Linked DNA regions of Homo sapiens: all the other regions are linked to region 2. Evidence: chromatin contacts called from ENCODE Hi-C data. All regions are on one chromosome and are shown on one strand. The core of a region is the stretch at or near the end of the contact, and the rest is flanking DNA. Distances in the headings are between cores, read along the strand shown. Region 1 holds the start of ZNF451 (zinc finger protein 451). Region 2 holds the start of MCM3 (minichromosome maintenance complex component 3). Region 3 holds the start of BAG2 (BAG cochaperone 2).

Evidence for each region. Hi-C counts contacts between places; a loop is a spot of excess contacts on that map. Pooled maps may share reads with other maps.
Region 1: a loop to region 2 is called in a pooled map, with 18 times the contacts of the local background. The contact joins the promoter of ZNF451 here to the promoter of MCM3 in region 2. A Hi-C loop is called at or near these places in 8 of 50 pooled maps.
Region 3: a pooled map shows a loop between it and region 2 (11-fold over the local background). The contact joins the promoter of BAG2 here to the promoter of MCM3 in region 2. A Hi-C loop is called at or near these places in 5 of 50 pooled maps.

The regions. Positions count from the first base shown.
Region 1 is chr6:57,088,050-57,091,637 of GRCh38, forward strand. It overlaps ZNF451 (zinc finger protein 451), which reads left to right and starts at 2,139. Exons shown (of 15, transcript NM_001031623.3): 1 at 2,139-2,225; 2 at 2,762-2,845. The coding sequence starts at 2,205. RefSeq lists enhancers at 1,808-1,957, 1,825-2,707 and a silencer at 2,128-2,197.
Region 2 is chr6:52,282,395-52,286,177 of GRCh38, forward strand. MCM3 (minichromosome maintenance complex component 3) reads right to left here and starts at 2,348. Exons shown (of 17, transcript NM_002388.6): 1 at 2,203-2,348; 2 at 900-1,012; 3 at 259-467. The coding sequence starts at 2,280. RefSeq lists enhancers at 2,226-2,305, 2,626-2,825.
Region 3 is chr6:57,169,674-57,173,629 of GRCh38, forward strand. BAG2 (BAG cochaperone 2) reads left to right here and starts at 2,653. Exons shown (of 3, transcript NM_004282.4): 1 at 2,653-3,137. The coding sequence starts at 3,025. It overlaps ZNF451-AS1 (ZNF451 regulatory antisense RNA 1), which reads right to left and starts at 2,540. Exons shown (of 4, transcript NR_110742.1): 1 at 2,401-2,540; 2 at 1,332-1,425. It overlaps ZNF451 (zinc finger protein 451), which reads left to right. Exons shown (of 15, transcript NM_001031623.3): 15 at 1-632. RefSeq lists silencers at 2,666-2,745, 2,796-3,065 and an enhancer at 2,800-3,557.

The DNA of each region.
Region 1 (3,588 bases), core at 889-3,388, 4.8 Mb after region 2:
ATGAGTGAGTTCTCACGAGATCTAGTTGTTAAAAAGTGTGTAGCACCTCCCTGCTTTGCTTTCTTCCTCCTCTGCCCATGTAAAGAGGTTCCTCCTTCCTCTTCACCTTCTGCCACAATTTTAAGTTTCCCAAGGCCTCCCCAGCCATGCTTCCTGTACAGCCTGTGGAACTGTGAGCCAATTAAACCTCTTTCTTTTATAAATTACGCAGTTTCAGGTAGTTCTTTATAGCAGTGCAAGAACGAATACAACATGGTTCTAATTATCCTATATATTTCTTGAATTTTTGAAAAATATGCTTTGAGAAATGTTAGGTAAACATTTTCAGTGGAGATAAAACACTGTAATGTTATCTTTATAGCATACATACCAAAATTTAAACATTACATTCCCCAATTATTAGACATTTAGATATTTTCCAGTTTTTGCTGTTATAAAAAAACCTGTGATGTATCTTCAGGAAAATCCCTGCAACTACAGTTACTGAGTTGTATGGTGTGAGAAGTTTTTGGGTCTAGCCACATACTGCTTGTTTTCCAAGAATTTTACCCATTAACTCCTGCCTCAACTGATTAAATATTAGAGGACACTTTCACCAGCCCACTAGGAAGAGCTTTTAAATACAAGTTTTGCCTACACATTAACGTTTTAAAAATATTTAATTTACACACAGCTTTTGAAGAACTCCCCATGCACGTCTGTCATTCTCAATTGGCTTCCACAAGTCTCAAACTTACTAGGTAGAAAGTAACTAAAGTCATAAAGCACTTGGTGGAAATGCAGGAAATGTCAAATATTAAACAATAATTACTACAGGCTTAGGCAATCAGATGGTAGTTTTGCATACAAACAAAAACAGGAATCTGAGATGTTAAATAATTTGTGTTTTTTTTTTTTTTTTTTTGAGACAGTGTCTTGCTCTGTCACCCAGGCTGCAGTGCAGTGGCATGAATTTGGCTCCCTGCAGCCTGGATCTCAATCTCTCGGCCTCAAGCGATTCTCCTACCTAAACCTCCTGAGTAGCTGGGACTACAGGCAAGGACCACTACGCCTAGCTAATTTTTGTATTTTTTGTAGAGACGAGGTTCCCTCTTATTGCTCAGGCTGGTCTCGAATTCCTGGGTTTAAGTGAACCGCCCGCCTCGGCCTCCCAGAGTGTGAGGACCCGCCTGGCCTAAAATAATGTTATCACTTAATTCTTTTCATAAACTTTATTGACAACGATTGGTGTGTTTTTTTAAAAAACCTTTTTAAATTTTTGGTAAGGTATTACCTGAGAACAGATTAAATGCATAGTTGAATATAAAAGATCTATTTTATAGACTGGTTTATGAGTGTGAACACACAAAAGGTTAAAAGGTCAACCTTACAGCAGTCTATAAATAGATCTCTCATATTCTCTCAGTATATCTGAGAATATTGAAAAAGTGCATTTCAAAATCACTGGCTAGGGTTTAGTGATAGTTAGGTAGACCTCGGTTCCCTTTCCTATTGGGCCCTGGATTTCCCATCCCTATTTTCTTCCTCAGGTGTATTAATACTGGCAGGGCCTGGGAGACTGACGCTAGGGAAGAGGTGTGTAATGTAAGGATACTTCAGATTCTTTCCTGATCCTAGGATTCAGCTAAACCTCCACATAGCCCCTGTCCTCAAAAATGAGTAAATACATAAATTTAAAAATGAAAGGAAAAAAAGAGAAATCCGTTCCCACCACCCACCTTCAGGGCTAAAACAGAAAAATCAATGAGCTGCGCTTCACAACCATACCAAAACCAAACAAATACCAACTCAAACCCTCCTTCACATCCTCCCACATCTTCCCAGTGCTTCGCTATCTCACAGGACCCAGCTGGCCCCTGGCTTCGCCCCACCCACTGCAGCTGGCGTCTTTTAGGCGCATGGTTCTTTTCCTCTCCGGCGAGGGGCGGTCTCGGGGCGGACCCGAACTACAATTCCCAGCATCCTGCGCGGCGCGGGGAAGGAAGCCCGGGAGTGAGAGAAAGCGGCTCCGGGGGCATAGCGGGCCAGTAAGGGCCGCTCCTCCTTTGAAGAGGTTTTGCGTCTCTTTCCGCCGGTGGCGTCGGCGCTCACGCAGGGGCGGGTCCCGGTAGCGCCAGGCGGTGCAGGGCGGGAAGGGGATTCGTGGCGACGGCGGCGGCAGGGACAGCAGGAGCAGTGGTGCTGTCAGCGCGGCCGTCGGAGACATGGGAGACCCGGGGTCGGAGGTGAGTAGTCGAGTGAGGGTCCTGGCGTTCTCAGAGGCGAACCGCGAAGGGTTTGTGTTTTCTGCGGTCTGAGGCCTGGTGCTCCGTCGCAGCCTCGGGGCGATACCTCTTCAGTGTCTTGGGCCGAGCCCAGCTCTGGGGCCTGGTGCGTGTCTGAGCGAGGAACCCGCAGCAACAATGGCCGCCCGGCCCCCCGCACGGGCCCTGGCGTTCGTTGTGGCCGCGGCTGGGCCAGTGGGAGCGACGTTTTAAGGCAGGATTGCCCTTCGGTGTTGAGCTTGCGTTCCTCCTGGAGTAGATAAGGGGAATTGTGAGAGGCTGGTAACTAACGCGTTTTCAGCGTTGGGTCCCTGCAGCTCCGCACACTCTGTGGCAAGAGCCAGAGCTCGAGTTCCGTTCCTAGTCGGGTTTCCGTGAAATTGTGCTCAGTTCGTTTTCCTCAAGAGCTCTCTGTCTTTAATTGTTCCTTTCGGAAACGCTCTCTTCCTACACGAATGTGGCTGAACAGATAAGCATGTTTTGGCTTGTTTTTATAGATAATAGAATCTGTCCCTCCAGCTGGCCCTGAGGCATCTGAGTCAACAACGGATGAAAATGAAGACGACATTCAGTTTGTCAGTGTAAGTAGCAATGATGATTGGGGTTTTCCCAGAGTAAAAGACTATGGTGGGCCATTATGTAATGTTACCTCACCTGGTCATTTAATGTTCATGAGTGTCTAATACATACTAGACACTGGAGCATGGCGCAGGATTGGGAAATTTACCAAAAGAGCTATCTGAGCCACCCCCGTAGCCATCACAAAGAGCACGTCCTAAAGAACGTGCTGTACACTTAATCTCGCCCCCTGCCTTTCATTTAAACTTAAGATAAAAACGCTGGTGTCTAAAACGCTGTTTTGAAATGGAGCAAGAGTAACTTCTAAAGGCGACACGGAGGAAGGAGCTGCTAATGATGAGCAAGGACGTAGAAAACAGGAAGGGTTGTGAGAGCCCAGAATCTTAGCGTTATGGTGCTTCTAACATGAAGGCAAATAGCTTGAAGATTTCTCTAACCTCTGAGATCATCATGTTACGGCATAGTACAGTTGATGCTCATAATGAAGAATCCTACATCACTGGGAACATGCTCTATTTTTCTGAGTTTGTTCCCTTTGAGACAGTAGTTTTCAAGCCTTAGTAAGTATAAACAGGCAGATTCCTGGGCCCCACTGCAGACCTACCGAATCAGAATTTCCAGGCGGGGGCCTAGGAATCTTCATTTTCAGACAAGTGCAGGGACATAAGGATTTCTGAGCACACTTTGTACAGCATGGGTTTCCAAAGCAGAAGAGAGTGTTTTATGATGTATTTTGGGGTGATTT
Region 2 (3,783 bases), core at 1,098-3,597:
TGGAGTTAGAGGTTGGAATTAGAGATTGCCAGGAACCAAGACTCCTCCAGCTCTCAGCAGAATTCATCATTCTACTAATACATGTGATTACTCAAGGTCCCCCAATCATTGTACACACTGAGCCCTCCAAGTTTTACCACGTAATTCCAATGCTCCACCTCTTTGAAGCCACAAGCTACCCAGATCTACTTTGCCTCTCCTGCTTTCCCCATCTCCCTGTCTATTCATTTCCTAAGCGGCCCCCTTTAACCCACTTACATTTAGTGACAATGCCCTCCACACAGACCACACAGCTGAGGAAGCAGGAGGTAAGAGTCCGCGGGGAGACGTGCTTGGAGCCAAAGCTGCCTTCCAGTCCTACGTAGAACTCCTCATACTGCTTGGCATAGGTAGCATCAATGGAGGCCACAAAATCCTTTAAGGCCCGCTGGAAGGCAACCAGCTCCTCAAAGGCATTGTTCAGAAGCCTGTACATAAGCAAGAGAAAGAAAAATTAGACTGGGCAGAACTCAAAAAAATGGATCCTCAAAACAGCAGACATTCTTAGATCATTAAAAACAATGAGAAAATCCAGCTTCTGCTTTCTCCTATAAGTCTCAGTAAAACACCATCCTATAAGACTCAGTAAAATACCAGAACTAAGGACCAACTTCACCTCAACTTATCAAAGATATAAAAATGATATTCAGCTAAACATTGGAAGGAGGGGCATTTGGGAGGAAAATGCCAACCACCCACTTTTTGAAAAAAAAAAAAAAAAAAATAGGTGCAGGTGAGCTACGAGGGCTTGTAGATCAATCCTGTTTCATACAAGTCCTCTCCTGAGAGGCTGTTCCAATCTGGCCAAGAGGGAAGGGAGCCATTCTCACTGACAGCCAGTATATCCCCTTGCCTCTCACCGGTTAGCCCTCTTCTCGTTTTTCCTGCGCAGGTCATTCACATTGACAATCAGCCGGTATTGGTTGTCACTGATCAGCTCCCGAACTTTGCTCTGATAAATTCCCTGGTCTTCCTGCAAAACAGCCACCACATATCACCATAGCCACAAATTTAAAAACAATGTTTCTAAACAGAAGTAGTTCTCATAGCCAGATAGCTAAGTCAATCTCTGCAGCAGAGCTGAATCCCCAGTAAGTATGTGCTCATCAATTTCTCCCTTTCATTCACTGTTTTTAGATTCGAAATAACACCCTAAGAGGGGACTATAAGAATTATAATGACTTCCTCAAGGTCCATGCTGTTATTCCCATCATCATGGACAACTTTTCTGCATGCTGTAATTTCTGTCTTTAGTGGAGAATTAAAATGAGCTCATGAGAAGTCTAAATGGACAGTAAGTGCAAACTTTGTTAAAATGTTAAGTTAAACCTAGCAATGTGAATGTTAAAGGTAACAACGTGAATAGATGGATATGTTGTTTCACTGTAGTAATCATTTCACCATGTATATCAAAACATGTGCACTTCAAATATATACAATAAAAATGTAAATAAAACAGACTCTTAATAGTCACATTAAAATGGCTTTTCATTTAAGAATTATGTAAAAAGTAATATTTTTTCCAATCATCTCTATAATACGGAAAGGGTTCTCATACCCCGACCTAAAGGAATAGAGAATCTCAGCTATTTGGTCACATCATCAACCCTTCAAGATGGTTTTTTCAACATTCTATGGCTTTAAGTCTTGGGTTGCACATAAAATCCCCTTGGCCTGCACACAAAACACTTTTTATCTGCATCTTAGTTGGTATTGAAAAAGAATGCAGCCGAATTATGGAGTCTTTTCCTCCAGGTAAAACGTCAGTCCCTAAAATCTGAGCACTCTGCAACGCGGCTGGTCACTATAGCCCTAGGGCAGCCCCTCCCCCACAGTCTCCTCAAATCAAGAGAGAGCAGTGAAATGCAAAAGGCCGAGGTGGGCTTTGCCAATCTGCTTGCACTTAATGGGAACCTGTCGCCTTTTGCGCGCCCGGACCATCGCTTGTACTTAAGAGAAAGCTGGCTTCCTAAGAGTTCACTTATCGAACACAAACTAGCGAGTCCGGCGTTGAGAAGTTACAAGATTGGGGCTGGAGGCTCGGGCCCGGCAGGCTCCGCTGCGGCACACGGTCTGGAGGTCTGGCGGGCCTCTGGCTTCCCGGCCGGGCCGCGTCCGCAGGGGCTCCGAGCGCTAGAGCCCGCGCGCCGGCGCCTCCCTCACCTCGTCGTCCAGGAAGTCCAGGTAATCTCTCTGAGCCTCCCGCAGCTCCACATCGTCCAGCACCACGGTACCCGCCATGCCCGCTGCCAAAGAACTACCTCCACCAAAGTCGCGTGGAGGTTCCCAGGATGACTCCACCCCGGCGCGAAAACTTCCGAACTCTTCCCGCCACCAAAGGTTACCTCGAGGAAGAGGCGGGGACCTTGGGAGCATATAAGCATTATGATTGGCTGAGTTCTCTGAGGTCGGACTAGCGACTGTCCAATCAAAAGCTTCTTCTTCTTCGGGTTTTCCGCTGCGCGCCCCGCGGTGGCGGGAAACGTACCATCCGGGATTCTCTGTTCCTCCCCTCCCTCCGCCTCACTCACTGACGAGCAAACTGACCAATAGGGCTGAGAGGAGGCTCACAGAGGCTGGTCATTGAGCAGCTGGAGGGGACAGGCTGGCGAGAGGGAAAGCATTGCGTTCTGGGAGTTGTAGTGTTCTCCCTCCTTTCCGGATGTTTTTGCAGGGTTTTTCAAGCTGCAGAACTTTTGACCCGATGCAACGACCAAATTCAGAGGATGGTGCTTTATAACGCAGGGAGATGAAAACATAAAAGCAAATCATTTTTAAGATATATCCAAATCAGAACTGCCCTCCAGTGGCATCCTAGTGTAAAAGTGGATTTTGAGAATCTATAGGATAGAATATAGAACTACAGTACCTTAGGGAAAGATTAGTTAAAAACCCATTTGCTATCTGATACCGTTGCCTGACGAACTCCATAAAGACATCGCCGCAGAGAAGGATGAAGTGAAAAAAAAAATCTGTGTTTACCCTGCCCCCTAGAGACTTCATCGTGTGTTATACAAATTTTGGAAACCGTTACTACTCCATCTTACTTAATAACAGGTAAATTAAAGGCTTTCTGGTCTTATAAAAAGATCACAAGATCCTTTTAAGTAACTTAGCTTACTGAACGATCAGCTCAAGAGGGGAAAAAGTGTTTCACGTCACTTTGATTAAATATCAATCAGTAACTAACAGCAAATCTGAAACCATAATGACTAAAAGATCATCGCACGTCCAAATTTGTATGTTTGTTTTCAGTCCGTCGTGGTTGGCTTTTTCTTATATTTCTAGTTTTATTTTGAGATATAATGTATATACAGTAAAATGCACAAATCTTAAGTGTACAGCTCAGTGAATTTTTACCTGTGCTTACACCCATGTAACCACTCTGCACAATAAAGAGCAAGCCCATTGCCCCAGCATGTGTTTTTAATTTTACTGAACAAGAAGCTGAAATACTGGATTGCCCAACATCAGACATTTGATAATTCTTTATCTGAAATTTCAGCCAACTATTAGCTTATGTTTTAAAGTCTTCAGGACTCACTATGTACTGATAAATATTCTAAGAATAATCTGCCTAAACAAAATATATAGGCCATCTATTTGTGTGGGTATATGTATTTCTAGTTATTATTCAGTTTATAGTTACTGTATGTTTTGTGCCATCCTAGTGGGCAGATAAATCGATCCTTAGCCAAAGCAAAAAGGCTGTCATTTGACTGCTTGCTTTTATGTTTATTAACG
Region 3 (3,956 bases), core at 1,403-3,902, 4.9 Mb after region 2:
CTATAGTCTTTTCAATCTATAATTTGTGTTTTTAATTTCTTGATATGTCACTTCTGTTCCTCCCTGCTTGCATTTTTTAAAAACTAGACATTGTGGCTTGAGAATTTATCAATCATCTTTCCGAAATGACCACATTGTGCTTTTAGTTTGTATGTTTAAGTGGTCAAGCAAGGCTCTAGGAGGTAGTCACTGAGCTGGACCTTAAACACATCTGCAGGAGCTCACAAAATGGGAGCAAAAGAGGCATTCCAGAAAGAAGAGTAGTTAAGCAGATGTGGGGGCAGGGCAAGAGGAGACAGCACCTTGTTGCCAGAGATTCTACACAAAGGTGTGATGGACACTGATGCTCTATTAAGAAGCTTTTGTGGTGTGTGTGGTAGAGAATAATTAAGGCTTCTGATAAGACAGGAAAGGGATATTTCATCATGACTGTTAAGAAAAGGTAACTGGGTTGTTTAATGTTTTAATTGATAATTGTCACTGATCGTATTTCTACTTGTTAAATAATTAAAAATCATCTTAAAATTCATACTTTGACTTTAATTTAGACACAAGGAGATGTAATCGCTGTGTAACATCAGAGAAAGCTATATGGATTATCGTCAGAAGTAAATGTTTCTAACATTGACAAAGATGCTTATCTTTTCATTACATCATTCACTCATTAATTCATTCAATCACAAAATATTGAGTACCCACCATGTGCCAGCAACTGTTCTAAGCACTTGGAATATACCAGTAAGCAAAACAAAGCCCTTACCCCTCTGTGGAGCACATATTGGTGGAGAGGAGGGGATTGTACAATGTTAGTAAGCAAGGCAATAAAACTGCATATCTGATGGTGATACGTGTAACGACGGAAAATAAAGAAGGGAAGGGAATAAATAGTGCAGGGACAGGGAGTTGGGGGGAGGCTTGCTATTTTTAATAGGGTTGTCAGAAAAGATCTCACTGATAGGTAAACTTGAGCAAAGACCTGAAGAAGGTGAGGGAATGAGGATGAAAATACATATCGGGAAGAGAGTTCCAGGTGGAGGAGGTTAAGGTCCAGACAGGAGCTTAGTATATTCAAGGAAAAGCAAGAAGACTAGTATGGCTGACAGGATGAGCTAGGAGAGTAATAGGAAATGAACTTACTGAGGTTTTTCTAATGACCTGGGCTTTTACTTTGAGGTAAGGAGCCAGTGAAGGTTTCTGAGAATAAATGGTATGATCTGCCTTATTTAGGATTGCTGTAGTTGCTGCACTGAGATAACATGTACATGAGAGGCAAGAGTAGAAGCAGGGAGACCAGAGAGGAAGGTATTGTAGTATTCCAGGTGCAAACTCACCAGGTAGCTTGAACCAGAATGGTGGCGGTAGAATTGGGAAGAATCTGGATATATTCTGAAGGCAAAATTGATGGGGTTTACTAATGGTGTGGATCTAGGATAAGAGAGAAAAAGAGTTCAGGATGATTCTAAAGTCACTTGATAGACTTTCAAACCACTCACAAAATGTGTTTTGTTTTCGTTTGTGTCATGATAAAGTTATTTTTAATAAGGTCAAATAATCCCCTACCCCAAGAGTTAATTAGGATTTAAAATGAGTTCAGAGGGAATTGGGATCCAGCCTTAAGGGCTTCAACTCTGTTCAAGTATTTAAATGGCTTTGATCTCTGATTAAAGGTGGTGGCTCAGCTTTAAACTATTATTATCTATCATTTTCTGTGCCCTGTACATTGTCATCCTTGCAATGAGAGGCATAGAGCTATCAGGAGAGGGGACTAAAGCCTAACTTTTTAAGTAGACTAATCTTTGTATCCTCAGCTCTATTCCGTCTTTTACCGACAGCTGGTGCCTGACCTAGAGGCCTACTGCATCTTTTTTGTTAACAGGATTTTTAAAAGTTGAGGACTTTTTAATGCCAATTATTTCACTCAGAATATTTATTTATTTATTTATTTTTTTGAGACAAGGTCTCGCTCTATCGCCCAGGCTGGAGTGCAGTGGCGAGATCTCGGCTCGCTCAACAGGAATAATTTTAATAGCAAAAATTTAAAACCCCTTCATTAAGCCAGGCGTGGTGGTTCACATCTGTAATCCCAGCACTTTGGGAGGCTGAGGTGGGAGGACCGCTTGAACCCGGGAGGTCGAGGCTGCAGTAAGTCGTGATCGCGCCACTACACTCCAACGTGGGCGACAGTTAGACCCCATCTCAAAAACAAAAGAAAATTAGAATGGTAAAAATGAAGTAAATTCACTTTGCTTCCCACATCTAGCTAGACAGGGAAAGATGGAGTAGCTTTTTCTTTTTTACTTCATAGCTTCAGTGTTGTCCGGGCTTTCATTACTCTCATCTCAGTATAAAGTGGTAACAGGAAGGTCAGGTGAGTGTGGGCTGCCTACGAGCTGTACTTACTGCCTTCTGTTTCACAAAAGGACGTTTTCTCCCCATAATGTCGTTGTTCTTGCTTTGAATTATGGGTGCTGGGAGAAACTAAACGAAGCCGTCACTGAGCAATACACCCACAGCCCGTCGACCGATAGGAACCTTCGCGTGGGGGGAGTTGGTTACTTTTAGGTTGCATGAAGAGGCGGGGCCTCGCGGGGCGGAGCTGGGGGTGGTCTGTGGGTCCGCGCGGGCTTCGGGTAGTTCCTGGGTCCGGGGAGCAGACGATCCGCTAGCCACATTAGGCGCTCGGTCTCTGCGTCCGCCCCTCCCGTGCCTCAGAGACTTGCGCTCCCCAGGCCCGAGCCCCTGTCGGCCCATCCTCGAGCCCGTGTGGCTCGCGAACCTCTAACTCCAGCCGCTGCAGCCCCCTCCCAGGCCCGGCGTCCCCGAGCCCCGCGGGCGCCGCGCCTGCCCTTCTTTGGCTACGCTGCAGCCGCGGTGTCGGCGAGTCCTCCCGGGTTGCCCCCGCGGGCGTCAGAGGGAGGGCGGGCGCCCGCGTGGTGACGGCGACGCCTGCAGCCCAAGGAGCGCTCCACTCGCTGCCGCCGGAGGGGCCGGTGACCTCTTGGCTACCCCGCGTCGGAGGCTTAGATGGCTCAGGCGAAGATCAACGCTAAAGCCAACGAGGGGCGCTTCTGCCGCTCCTCCTCCATGGCTGACCGCTCCAGCCGCCTGCTGGAGAGCCTGGACCAGCTGGAGCTCAGGTGAGCTCCGGGCGGGCGGTCTCGGGCGTTCTGCTCGCCGCGCGGGCGGTTCGCGGGCGGTTAGCGGACGGAGGCCGCGTGTGGCGGGCCGGGGCCTGGGGCACAGTGAGGCTGCGGCAACCGAAGTTGCTTGTTGAGATTTGTTGTGGATGGACGTGGTGTAGTTTTGTTTGTTTCTTGGATTATCTCCCCTAGTCCGAGAGAAAACGCATTCGATTTAAGCTAAACCTGTGAGGGCGTTATCGGTGGCCACACTTTGATTAATTTACCTAGGTGTTAGGGAGCGGAAAAAAATCAGAGGAGATAAAAGTTACAGTGAGATTCCATGCGATTAAGGACTGTGGCAGCTTGGGTCTGCAGAACTTCTAGAACCTTCTGTGTGGCCCCAAACGTTTTAACTTACTCTTCTCGTTATGCATTTTTTAAGGGAGGCAGCAGTTTACAGTGGCCCTCCACGTGAAGTTAAGTTTCCTTGCTTCAGAACAAAAATGAATAAAACAAAACCAACCCAGCAATCCATTGAGAGCAAAGATTAGACAGGAGTGAGGGGTAGGCAGTAAGTTACCGGGTGCTTCGTGCAGCAGAGACGTTGCCGCTTCTGTTTCTCCCCTAACCTCGCGGACGGGATTCAGCGGTTCCGTTCGTCTCTCGGTATTTATTGGGCACCTCCCTACATAGAAGACTAAGTGCTAGTTACTGGCCTGAAAGCATGAAAAGATAGTTTTCCCCTTTTCTTGCTTAAGAATTTATTTGGTAATACAGTAGTAGACTTGTATAGAATTTCTAAACAATTTAATGTTAATAGATTTTTGGAAAGAC